2 separate regions of the Homo sapiens genome follow, and region 2 is linked to region 1. Evidence: chromatin loops called from intact Hi-C (ENCODE). Cell type or tissue: tibial artery. All regions are shown on one strand. Links, peaks and the distances in the headings refer to the core of each region. The heading gives the core; the rest is flanking DNA. Region 1 has its middle 37 kb from the start of CALML5. Region 2 holds the start of CALML3 (calmodulin like 3).

Region 1 (5,367 bases), core at 308-5,307:
ATTAATTTTACAAGCATCAGAAAATGCCTAGTTAAGGCCCCCATCTGTAAATGTTGATGACAGAGGCAGAAAGACCTAAAGTGGCAATGTTACAGTTTGCCTTCATCATATTCCTCACTTGAAATTCCTGCCTGTCGCTAGAGCTGAAACTGGCTAAGAAGTATACACTTAGGAGTCCTAGGGGTTCAAAGTAGATGATATCTCAGCCTTCAAATGGGCTTTTTTCTTCTTTTTTTTTTTTTTTTGAGATGGAGTTTTGCTTTTGTTTACCAGGCTGCAGTGCAATGGCGCAAACTCAGCTCACTGCAACCTCTGCCTCCTGGGTTCAACTGATGCTCCTGCCTCAGCCTCCCAAGTAGCTGAAATTACAGACACGTGCCACCACGCCTGGGTAATTTTGTATTTTCAGTAGAGACAGGGTTTCACCATGTTGGCCAGGCTGGTCTTGAACTCCTGACCTTAGGTGATAAGCCCACCTCTGCCTCCCAAAGTGCTGAGATTACAGGCATGAGCCATTGTGCCCAGCCCAAATGGGCTTTCTAAAATTGGCATGAGAGAACACTGATGAAAGAGTAATACCCCTTTGTCCACGGAATCTAACTCCGGTGCGAGGAATGTCCTCAAGAATAAATCTCCCTAGACCCAGAGAAGTTTTCATTTTGTCTGCACTCAGCAATCCCCAGGACCAACTGCAAGACCAAAGACTTCTCCCGGAGGGACGGTTATTCGAGTCCAGTGGTACTTACGCTTACAGCATGCATATTTGAGGTTCTAATGACAGCCAGGACCCTCTCCCCAGGAAAATGTATGTACATCCACATCCACATGACTTTGGAACTTCAGGGATATTCCCCAGACCACCCTGTGGATGCCAAGTTGAGATCCTCTTGTCTGTCCTGACAGGACTCCAGGGAACCTGCCGGGGAACACGGATTCACTTTGTTCCTGTGGGTTCTCCGTGCACTGACATCACGTTTGTTATATAAAGAAGAGTCAAAAACATCAACCTTTCACACTTCTCGCTGGTCTGCTAAGTCACACTTGTGACACATTCGACCGTGCTGAATATGTTTCTTTGGGATAATATAAAAGTATCAAGTATGCTTTTGTAAAGTACTTTCAATCTGATACCACATAGCCTTAGCTTCAGAATACTTCTCTCTTCTAAGACCTGTTCAGTCAAGAAATGTGCCTGTTTTCTTAGAAGGTGGGCTGCTTGTGAGACGGATGGATGCAGACTTGAGTGAAAGCAGGTGCCTTTCCTAAGCCTGGAATGACACGGTCCTGTACAGAGACGCACAGGTGTCTCATGACGAGTGGGGCATTAATTTAAAAGTGCTTGAGACAATTAGAGCTCATTAGGATAATAACTACCATGGATTGAAACATCAGACACATTTAAGCCCATAGCTACATAATGATTCTTCACAAAATAAAAACTTTGATTTCCTTTGGAGTATCTCAGGGAACGAATGTAGGGCTTTGAAAACTGTAAATAAAGGAAAAGAATCAGGCATTTATCCTCCTATTTCATCTGCAGACTATCAGAGCAACCAAATAGCTAACAAAGGGGAGATTGTCTGTGGAGCAGCAGCCCAGCTAATAAATGAAGGAATGGTAGTGTCGCCATCTCATAGCCCTGATGCATTGAAGGATCATCAAAGGCACAGAACACACAAGCCACTAACTCCCGAGGGACCCGCATCCCAGCTAAGGCCTGCCAAGGTCACACATGAATCTGATCTCCAGGAAACTAAGACAAGTAGAATTTCTTCAATGAAATAGAAACCAGAAAAAGGAGAGATGGAGGGGAATCTATGACCTAAGAGACAATTGCAATGCATCGCCCTCATTTAGAGCTAAATCAAACTTTTTAAATAAGAAAATATCCAGCACTGAGTGTATGTTTAAAGTCAAGCAGTTACTGTTAGATTTTCGTGTTTAACAATAGCACTGTGATCAGAGTCATAGAGGCATTTACTGAAATGTTTATGGGTAAAATTGAACGACAATTGGGATTTTCTTTGAAATTACGAGGCAGGAGAATGGTTGGGACAAAAATGAAACAAGATTGGCCATAAGTTGGGAATCACTGAAGCTGGATCAGACACACAGGAAATTCATCATACTCTTTACACACATTTGTGTGTATATTGGAGATTCTTTACTAAAAAAGCAGAAGTTAAAAAGAAAGTGTGGTGGCACATGTAGCCCCAGCTACTCGGGAGACTTGAGATGGGAGGATCGCTTGAGCCCAGGAGTTTGAGGCTGCAGTGAGCCATGACCCTGCCTGTGACTAGCACTACACTAAGCCTGGGCGACACGCGAAGAAACCACCGCTTTAAAAAACGAAAAGGAAGAAAAGAACTTGTGGAATTCCAGTTATCTATAATGCTTCCAGCTCCTCAGCCTCTTAACTCTCGCCAAACCCTCAGCCTTTGCTTTTCAAAATACTGCATTTGCTATCTACTGTCTCACAGAAACGCAGACCTTTTGCCTGAATTTCACACTTGCTGTTCTCTCCATTACAACTTGGCAGTCATATTAGGCTAATCTGGATTCTGGCTTCATTAATACAGCCCCTTTCCTCCCTCTCCTCTCCTCCTTGTATCTCTCTACCATGATTTGTTTCCTTTGCCAACACCTTTTTCTCTGCCACACAAACGTGGCTGCCACACTCCGTGTGAGCTGAGGCAATGAGAAGACACTGAGGAAGCTCCTCGGCCCCCCAGGAAGCAATCCACCCAGCCTGGCCCTGAGAATTTCACCAACGGCCAGTGCACTAGCTGCATTACCGTCTTCTAAGAAAGGAGATAGCGTTACAATACCTGGAAATGTTTGCTGTTGAGTAGACTGGAAAGTAAGGCAAAATTAGCTAGATTCAGAGGAATCTGATAATCTCCCATAGAATCGACATTGCTCAACAGCTGCTGCTGGGGGCGGGTGGGATAGCCTTTTGTTTTCCTCTTTCACTGGGCAGGACAAGCAGGGACAGATCTATCAAGTTAGACCTGGAAACCCACATGGATCACTTAGTCTGATCCCCTTTGCCAGCTGAGGAACCTGAAATCTACAAACATCAAGTGAATTGCCCAAGATCAGGCAGCTGGCTTGTGGCAAAGCTGAGATTAAATGCATCTGAGTGCCCCTGTATTTGTTGTTCTTCCTTCCCTCCTTCACCTTGTCCCACCAGGCACCGGCTTTTCCTCTCCCGTCCAGCCTGCCCTCCCTCCAGCCTGAGATGTGGTCCCCCTGCCCCATTCTACCCTACCCCAAACTCCCAGGCCATGCTCTAAATGCTGGGCTCAGTGGTGCCCTCCCAGGGCAAAGCAGCTCTTTACCATGCATGCTCCCCACCTCCGATTCTCCCCCAAGTACCAGTATCCAGGGTCGGCCTCCTAAACCTGCACCCCTTCCCCCTCCATCATCAGCTCACACAACTGCACTCGTGCCCAGACGTCCCTGCTCCCTTTGCACGCTGACTCCCCAGCTTTCTCTAGGCCACCCCCACCCCCACCTTCCTCTAAGCCACCCTCAACCCCAGCTCCCATCTCCAGCAGCCGGCAGCTTCCAGGAGTAATTCATCAGATTCAACCTCGGCAGCACCTGGAACACCTCCTCCGCTCTTGGGTACCAGCACACTCTCCTCATCTCCTACCGCCCTCGCCTCTTCTCCCTTTGGACCTCTGTTCTTCCAGACCTGTAAATGTTGGAAAGCCATGGCTTAGTTCCCAGACATCTTGTTTTATCTACTGGGGAGTTTGATCCATCCCATGGCTTTAACCACCAACACCTGACAACTTCCAGATTTACATCTCCAGTTCTGACCACCCCTCTGAGCTCCTGACTTGCTACCCAGATCCTACTTGACATGTCCTCTTCAAGTCTGATGTGCTTCATGCTTAACAGAACCCGAGAGGACTCTAGCTTTTCCATCCTGAATCCTCTGCACCCCCAGTCTTCCACATCTTAGTAAACGGCGCCACTCTCCACCCATTCTTGATTCCTCTACTTTACTCATGCTCCCTGACCACTCCATCCATAGGCTGTGTCAGCTCCGTGATGCATTCAGAATTCTACCACTTCCCACTGCCTTCATTGTTCCAAACACTATTAGCTGCAGAAAGCTCTTGCCTGAAGTACAGCATTAGCCTTTCACGGGTCCCCAAACTCTCACCATTCTTCAATCCATCCTCCATATAGCAGCCAAATGATCTTTCTAAAGCAAAAATTAGATAATGATAAAATATCGATTTAGTAAAATATTAGAGCTTTAAACATATTTCTTCTGATGCTAAAATTATACATTTTTATCATGGAAAATTAGGAAAATTCAGGAAAGTATGAAAAAGAAGTTACTTCAAGAGAATGAGAACACAAGCCACGGATTATAAGAAAATATTTGCAAAAGACACACCAGATGAAGGGCAGTTATCCACAATATGCAAAGAACTCTTAAAACTCAACAATAAGAAAATGACCCAATTAAAAAACTCACAAAAGACCTGAACAGACATCTCACCAAAGAAGATATACAGGCTTGGCGCAGTGGCTCACGCCTGTAATCCCAATACTTTGGGAGGCCAAGGCGGTGGATCACTTGAGGCCAGGAGTTTGAGACCAGCCTGGCCAACATGATGAAACCCCTTCTTTGCTAAAAATACAAAAATTAGCCAGGCATGGTGGCACAGGCCTCTAATCCCAGCTACTTGGAAGGCTGAGGCACGGGTTGCAGTGAGCTGAGACTGCACTACTGCTCTCTAACCTAGGTGACAAAGTGAAACTCTGTCTCAAAACAAACCAAAAAAAAAAAAAGAAGAAGATATACGGATGGCAAATAGGCAAATGAAAAGATGTTCTACATCATATGTCATTAGGGAATTGCAAATTAAAACGACAATGAGATCGCGCTTCACACCAATTAGAATGTCAAGTTCCAAAACACTGACAACATCAGCTGCTGGCAAGGATGTGGAACAACAGGAACGCTCATTCACTGCTGGTAGGAATGCAAAATGGAAGCCAGTTTGGCAGCTTCTTTAAAAAACTAAACATGCTCTTACCCTGCAATCCAGCAATCTTGCTCCTTGGTATTTGCCCAATTGAGTTGAAAACTTATATCCACACAGAAACCTGCACACAGATGTTTATAGCAGCTTTATTCATACTTGCCAAAACTTGGAAGGAACCAAGATGTTCTTCAGCAGGTGCTACGTATGGTCTGAATGTGTCCATGAAAATTTGTATGTTGAAACTTAATGGTCAATGTGATAGTAGTAAGAAGTGGGGCCTTTAGGAGGTGATTAAGTGATGAGGCCAGAGCCCTCACAGGTGGGATTAGAGCCCTTATAAAAAGGCTGGGGAGAG
Region 2 (5,367 bases), core at 221-5,220, 63 kb after region 1:
ATAAGAAAATTAAAAGCACTTATAATCCTATTATCCAAAGTATCCACTATTAAGAGTTTGGTACATGATTATCTAGGCGTTTCTTCTGTGAATGTATATAAATAAACATATATAAATGTTTAATACATGAAATCATATCACATATACAGTTTTCTATCTGCTTTTTAAAAATTTTCCATGGAAACCTTTCCATTGTTATATCCTCATCCTCATTTTAAAGGCTGTGTATTATTTCATGGTGTGGAGGAAATTTCAGGTATTTGTTACTAACCTGCTATTTTTGGGTATTCGGGTGATCTAGAGCGGAGATATTTAAATATTTTTAAAGTGCGTTTGGGATATGAATTCTAACACTCAGGCATCAGGCACCAGTGTACAATCAAGAGCCCTTCTCAGAAGGTGACAGAAGGTCCCCATGTCCCAGAATTAGCCCCCAAAAAACCCCAAAATAAAAAAGGGACCTTGATCCCCAGCTGAACTTTTCATGGGGTGACCTTGAGCAAGCTGTGTGTGCAGCCTTTGCTGGGTCTCCCCACCACAAAAGAGATCTCCAGAATATTCGAGGAAGGGCGGGGCTCCCAGGAGCAAAGCACACACTCTTTCTTGCGCAGCCCCCTGTGGACAGAGCTGTAACCTGGGCCCAGGGCATGCTCCCAGCCTGCAAATGGAGATGCTGCCTCATTTTTCTCTCTAAATCTAAACTTTATTATCAGCCCCTCTCCTACCCCAGGGAGTCCTGGCCAGCCCATCTCCCCACTCCCCTAGAGCTGTTGGGGTGTGAGGTCTCAGGCAAGGCCGAATATTCTGGGGTGAGAAAGGAGGGGAGGGTGGGATCTGGTCACCAAAGTGTCACCCACACACGTGGCTTCCAAGATGCCCATCACCTCGTTCCCTCCACGCCACCCCTGGGCCCCAGGGCTCTTTGCCAAGGCTGCCTGTGGCCACCACATCCCTGAGCCCTGCTGCTCTGGGGTCCACAAACTTCTCTTCTAAGGAAAAGATTCCATGGGGATGGAGGGATTCTTCAACCTTCCTGCTTCCTCCTGCCCAAACCCTCAGGACACAGGCTTTGTGGGAGCCCTCAGGTAGGAAGGAAGGTGTCTTGCAGGTGGCTTCAATTTTCCCCCTACCACAGACCCCCTCCAGACCAGAAGGACACACTTGCCTCTACTTGAATAGAGAAGGGAAGGAAAATCAGAGAGAAAAAAAATGAATATCCGAGCCCTTCTCCTGCCATAGTCTCTCCTCGGCAAGTCCAGGTCCTCAAAAGGACACTTTCTTTCCCTTTCCGGTCTCTACCCCACCCCCACACACCCAGCAAAAAATAGAGTGGGCTCCATGTTTCTCCCCCAGTGTGGATTTCTTGGATTCCCACAGGTGAAGCGCCTGCTCCTGCCTCTCTGGGGGTCATGTCTCCAGGCCCCCTGGGAGTGGGAGCCGAGTCTGTGCTGTGAACACCCCACTATCCCCCTAAGCGGGTCTCCTCTGGGAGAGGCCGCTCCACAGCCCCAGCTCCATGCTGCCCGGAGCTCCTGGGGCAATGTGGACCAGAGAATGATAGTGGGACTTCCTGGCTGAGCCCTTCAAGGTCTCCTTTGTCTCTCCTCCTTGTCCCCTCCCTCACAGGCCTGCAGCCCCACTGATCATCTTCCAGCCCTTGGCCCTGCCATGGCCACTCCGGCCTAGACAGCTGCTTCTCAGCAGGAGGTCTGTCCTTGACCAGGCTGAAAGGTGACCTCGGGGTCCTGTCCATCACCACCTTGTATGTCCATCAGCATTTATCAATAATCCCTAGTCACCTTGTTTGCATTCCTCGATCAGTTGACCTGCAAACTAGCTGTCTTGCTAGTTAACCTCACGAGGACTGGGGGTGGCTTGCCGGTCCCACTGTGTTCCCAGCTTCCAGAGTGACACTGCACCTAGTAGGCACTCAAATATCTGTGAAAGGGTGGATGAGTGAATGGGTTGGAGGAAACCCCTCCCTATTCATGTCCATTCTGAAGATAAGAAAACTCGCTGCTTCTACCTGAAGGGAAAACCTTCCTCCTCCAAAAACCCTCCTGTTCTATATGAGGCTTTAGAAACCAAAGGCAAGGACGTTTCTTTCATCTGCCTTTCATCCTGCAAAAAGCCCTCCACTCAAGGGAAGAAAGGGCACTGGAGTTTATTGAGTGGGAGACAGGCGGCAGGTGGGAGACGGGGAGGGAGGAGAGAAAGGGAAATTCAGGAGGAAGGAGTCCAGCGTGGATTGCTCCAAAGCTCACCCACCACGCCCTGACTGCAGGTGTGATTCGGGGCCCCCGTGGCTCTGCTGGGTCCAGGTGCAAGCAGGCACAGAGGTGCTGGCGTCAGCTCGATTCGCAGGCCCTGGACTCCTGTCTAAACAGGACAGGCCCGGGCAACCGCAGGGCAGGGGCGTCTGCCAATGATGGGGGAGGACTCTGCTGCTTCTTAAGCTCCAGCGTCTCAAGCCAGGGCGAGACAGCCCGCCGGCCGCCCGGATCTCCACCTGCCACCCCAGAGCTGGGACAGCAGCCGGGCTGCGGCACTGGGAGGGAGACCCCACAGTGGCCTCTTCTGCCACCCACGCCCCCACCCCTGGCATGGCCGACCAGCTGACTGAGGAGCAGGTCACAGAATTCAAGGAGGCCTTCTCCCTGTTTGACAAGGATGGGGACGGCTGCATCACCACCCGCGAGCTGGGCACGGTCATGCGGTCCCTGGGCCAGAACCCCACGGAGGCCGAGCTGCGGGACATGATGAGTGAGATCGACCGGGACGGCAACGGCACCGTGGACTTCCCCGAGTTCCTGGGCATGATGGCCAGGAAGATGAAGGACACGGACAACGAGGAGGAGATCCGCGAGGCCTTCCGCGTGTTCGACAAGGACGGCAACGGCTTCGTCAGCGCCGCCGAGCTGCGACACGTCATGACCCGGCTGGGGGAGAAGCTGAGTGACGAGGAGGTGGACGAGATGATCCGGGCCGCGGACACGGACGGAGACGGACAGGTGAACTACGAGGAGTTTGTCCGTGTGCTGGTGTCCAAGTGAGGCCGGCGCCCACCATGCTCCTGGGCGCCCACGCGGCCCACAGGGCAAGAACCCGGGGCCTCCCGCCTCCTCCCCCATCCCCCTGCCTCCCCTGGGCACTGTGGCTTCCTCCTGCGCCTGGTTGATTCAGCCCACCTCTCTGCATCCCGCTTCCCGCGTCTCTTCTCTGCACTCCTGCCGACCTTCCCACCTGCTCGTCTGAATGACACGGAACGCTCCCACTGCAGGCAAACCGTGACGCCCTCCCCACTCGGGAGAAGCAGAGCTGACCTTAGGACCGAGCACCAGGGCAGGTTGCGCTGACTCTGCGGCCCTCCAGGACGGACACCGGGTGACCCCTTAGGGCACCCAGGCAAGATCCCTAAGAGGCACCCAATGCCCAGGCCAGGGGGGCTGCAGCCCTCAGCCCCCGCCAGGATTCCCGCAGGCTCCTGGACTGGAAGCTCCCTCCGCGGTCGGATTCTGGAGGGTGGGAGGCATCTTGGCCTGCAGTAAGCGGTGCTGACGGGGACTCTGGCCACAGAGGTCAGGCCTCCTGAAAACAGCACTGCCTTCCGCGCTGCCCCAGCTTGCCCCATTCCTTGTCCGCCAACCCACCGTGATTCATCTTCTGAAGCTGGGAGTGAAACTGGGTCAGCTGTAACCTGTTCCTATTCATCTGGAAGGAGGGAGGCTTGGATGAGCAGGGGATGAGAGCTGCAGGGAAATAAATGAGATATTCGTCCTTATTTCATTTCCTTTTTTTTTTTGGTTTCCATGGAAATGATCCTTGTTAAATTCAGGGTTGAAACGAGGCAGGAATCTCCATTTTTGTGCTTTTTGAAAATGCAATGAATTCCTATACGGGGGAGCGGGAAAGGTGCCTCAGAGAGAGACAAGTCTGGATGAGGGAAATATTGAATATTCTCAATCAAATGGATACGCTGGCAGCAAAGAGTGGTTAAAAGTCCATCAGGACTTGAAAGACCTGAGTCCATTACGTTGAGAAGGGACCTGCTGATTGCTTTGATTCCCCCTGGCAAGTGCTCCCTGGTTGTGAAGTGCCAGGCACTAGAGATGGTGAGGGGTTGGGGGGCAGTTGGGCACACACAGTGTAAGAGCAATTCAGAGCCGTTAGTCCTGCACTAGCCCTGCAAGCTGCTGGCAACACCTAGAGAAGGTCGAAGGGGCCCTGCCAGAGATCCCTTCAATTCTAAAGGGAGGTATGTTTTGCGGGATGGGCACTAGACGGAGCTCATCAGAAAAGGCCATGGTGGATGTATCCTCTCTCCCTGACACCCCACCCCCGCCCACCAACACCCAGTGTTTCCTCCTTTGTAAAACAAAGAGCTGGGCCCCAGCCCCGGCCTTGCCATCATCACTGCACCACTGGGACCTCCAGGATGACAGGACCCTCATGCCACCTGCTTGGGCTCAGGGCACCATCAAGCACTTGGCCTGCATAGACAATTGGCACCTCCCTATGGGGCAGCCACTATTATTACCTTCCTCATCTTACAAACGAGGAAGTGGAGACACAGAGGGCTTTAGAAAGCAGCCCTGGGTCCCACCAGTGGGTAAGAGGCAGACCTGGGATTTCAGTCAGGTCTGTGCCCTGACCACTCAGCTACAGGTCTGACACCAACCTGTGCCTCCATCATGGTAACTACGGTAGCGCCTCTCTCCAGCACTTGTGAGGAGCCAGAACAACATTCTTAACACACCTGGCATGTAGTAGGTGCTTAATAATGGCAGCTACTGTTACCATCACCTTCAAGATCCCTTCCTGCTCTAATACTGCAAGACTGTCCAGGGTAGTCACCCCTCTCCATAGCTCGAGAACAAGACAAGAGCAGAAAGGGGCAGAAGCAGGTGCTCTGGGGCTGGATTCCTGAGGGGATGCTGGATGGTGGGGTGTCAGGTGAGCACTGGCCCAGGGCCGGTGTAACTGCAGGTACTCCTGTCAGGGGAACAGAAGCAGAGGGCAAGCTAAGGCTCAGCTTGCTGAGCAAATCCCCACCCCTCCCTGCCACTCTCAGGAGTCGGGGTTGATTGGACACGTCCTGGGGAAGATTTGGGAACAAGCCTCATAAACACATGGACAGAGTGTCTAGAGTTCATTGGGCAGCAGCACCCCAGGGGGTGGGGGGCTGTGAGCAGGAGGGGCAGGCAGAAGCCCCCACATGGCTGCTGACCGCCAGGCAAAAGGAATAGTACATCAGGCCTGAGTACCTTTTGTAGAATGTCTCCTAAATTCTGCAGGAAGGAGAGAAACCAAGGTCTCCCTGCACAGGGCATCTTTGTAGTCACTGTCATACACGTGGCTGAGGTTTGA

Evidence for each region. Peaks named below come from ENCODE experiments on the same cell type or tissue, not always from the same donor. Only the 100,000 strongest peaks of a DNase experiment are listed, where the experiment ranks them.
Region 2: a loop joins it to region 1, with 3 times the contacts of the local background. A loop is called at or near these places in 8 of 110 quality-filtered maps.

What each region holds. Positions count from the first base shown.
Region 1 is chr10:5,459,754-5,465,120 of GRCh38, forward strand. No RefSeq gene overlaps it. Among named protein-coding and RNA genes, the nearest start is that of CALML5, 37 kb to the right of the region's middle. In tibial artery, for the core only: no CTCF peak of the experiment used is centred there; a DNase peak (open chromatin) is centred at 2,748; H3K27ac peaks cover 2,403 bases.
Region 2 is chr10:5,522,483-5,527,849 of GRCh38, forward strand. It overlaps CALML3 (calmodulin like 3), which reads left to right and starts at 2,479. Exons shown (of 1, transcript NM_005185.4): 1 at 2,479-4,289. The coding sequence starts at 2,604. The coding sequence ends at 3,053. CALML3-AS1 (CALML3 antisense RNA 1) reads right to left here and starts at 3,764. Exons shown (of 3, transcript NR_120497.1): 1 at 3,651-3,764. RefSeq lists enhancers at 2,784-3,483, 3,484-4,184. In tibial artery, for the core only: no CTCF peak of the experiment used is centred there; DNase peaks (open chromatin) are centred at 1,739 and 2,659.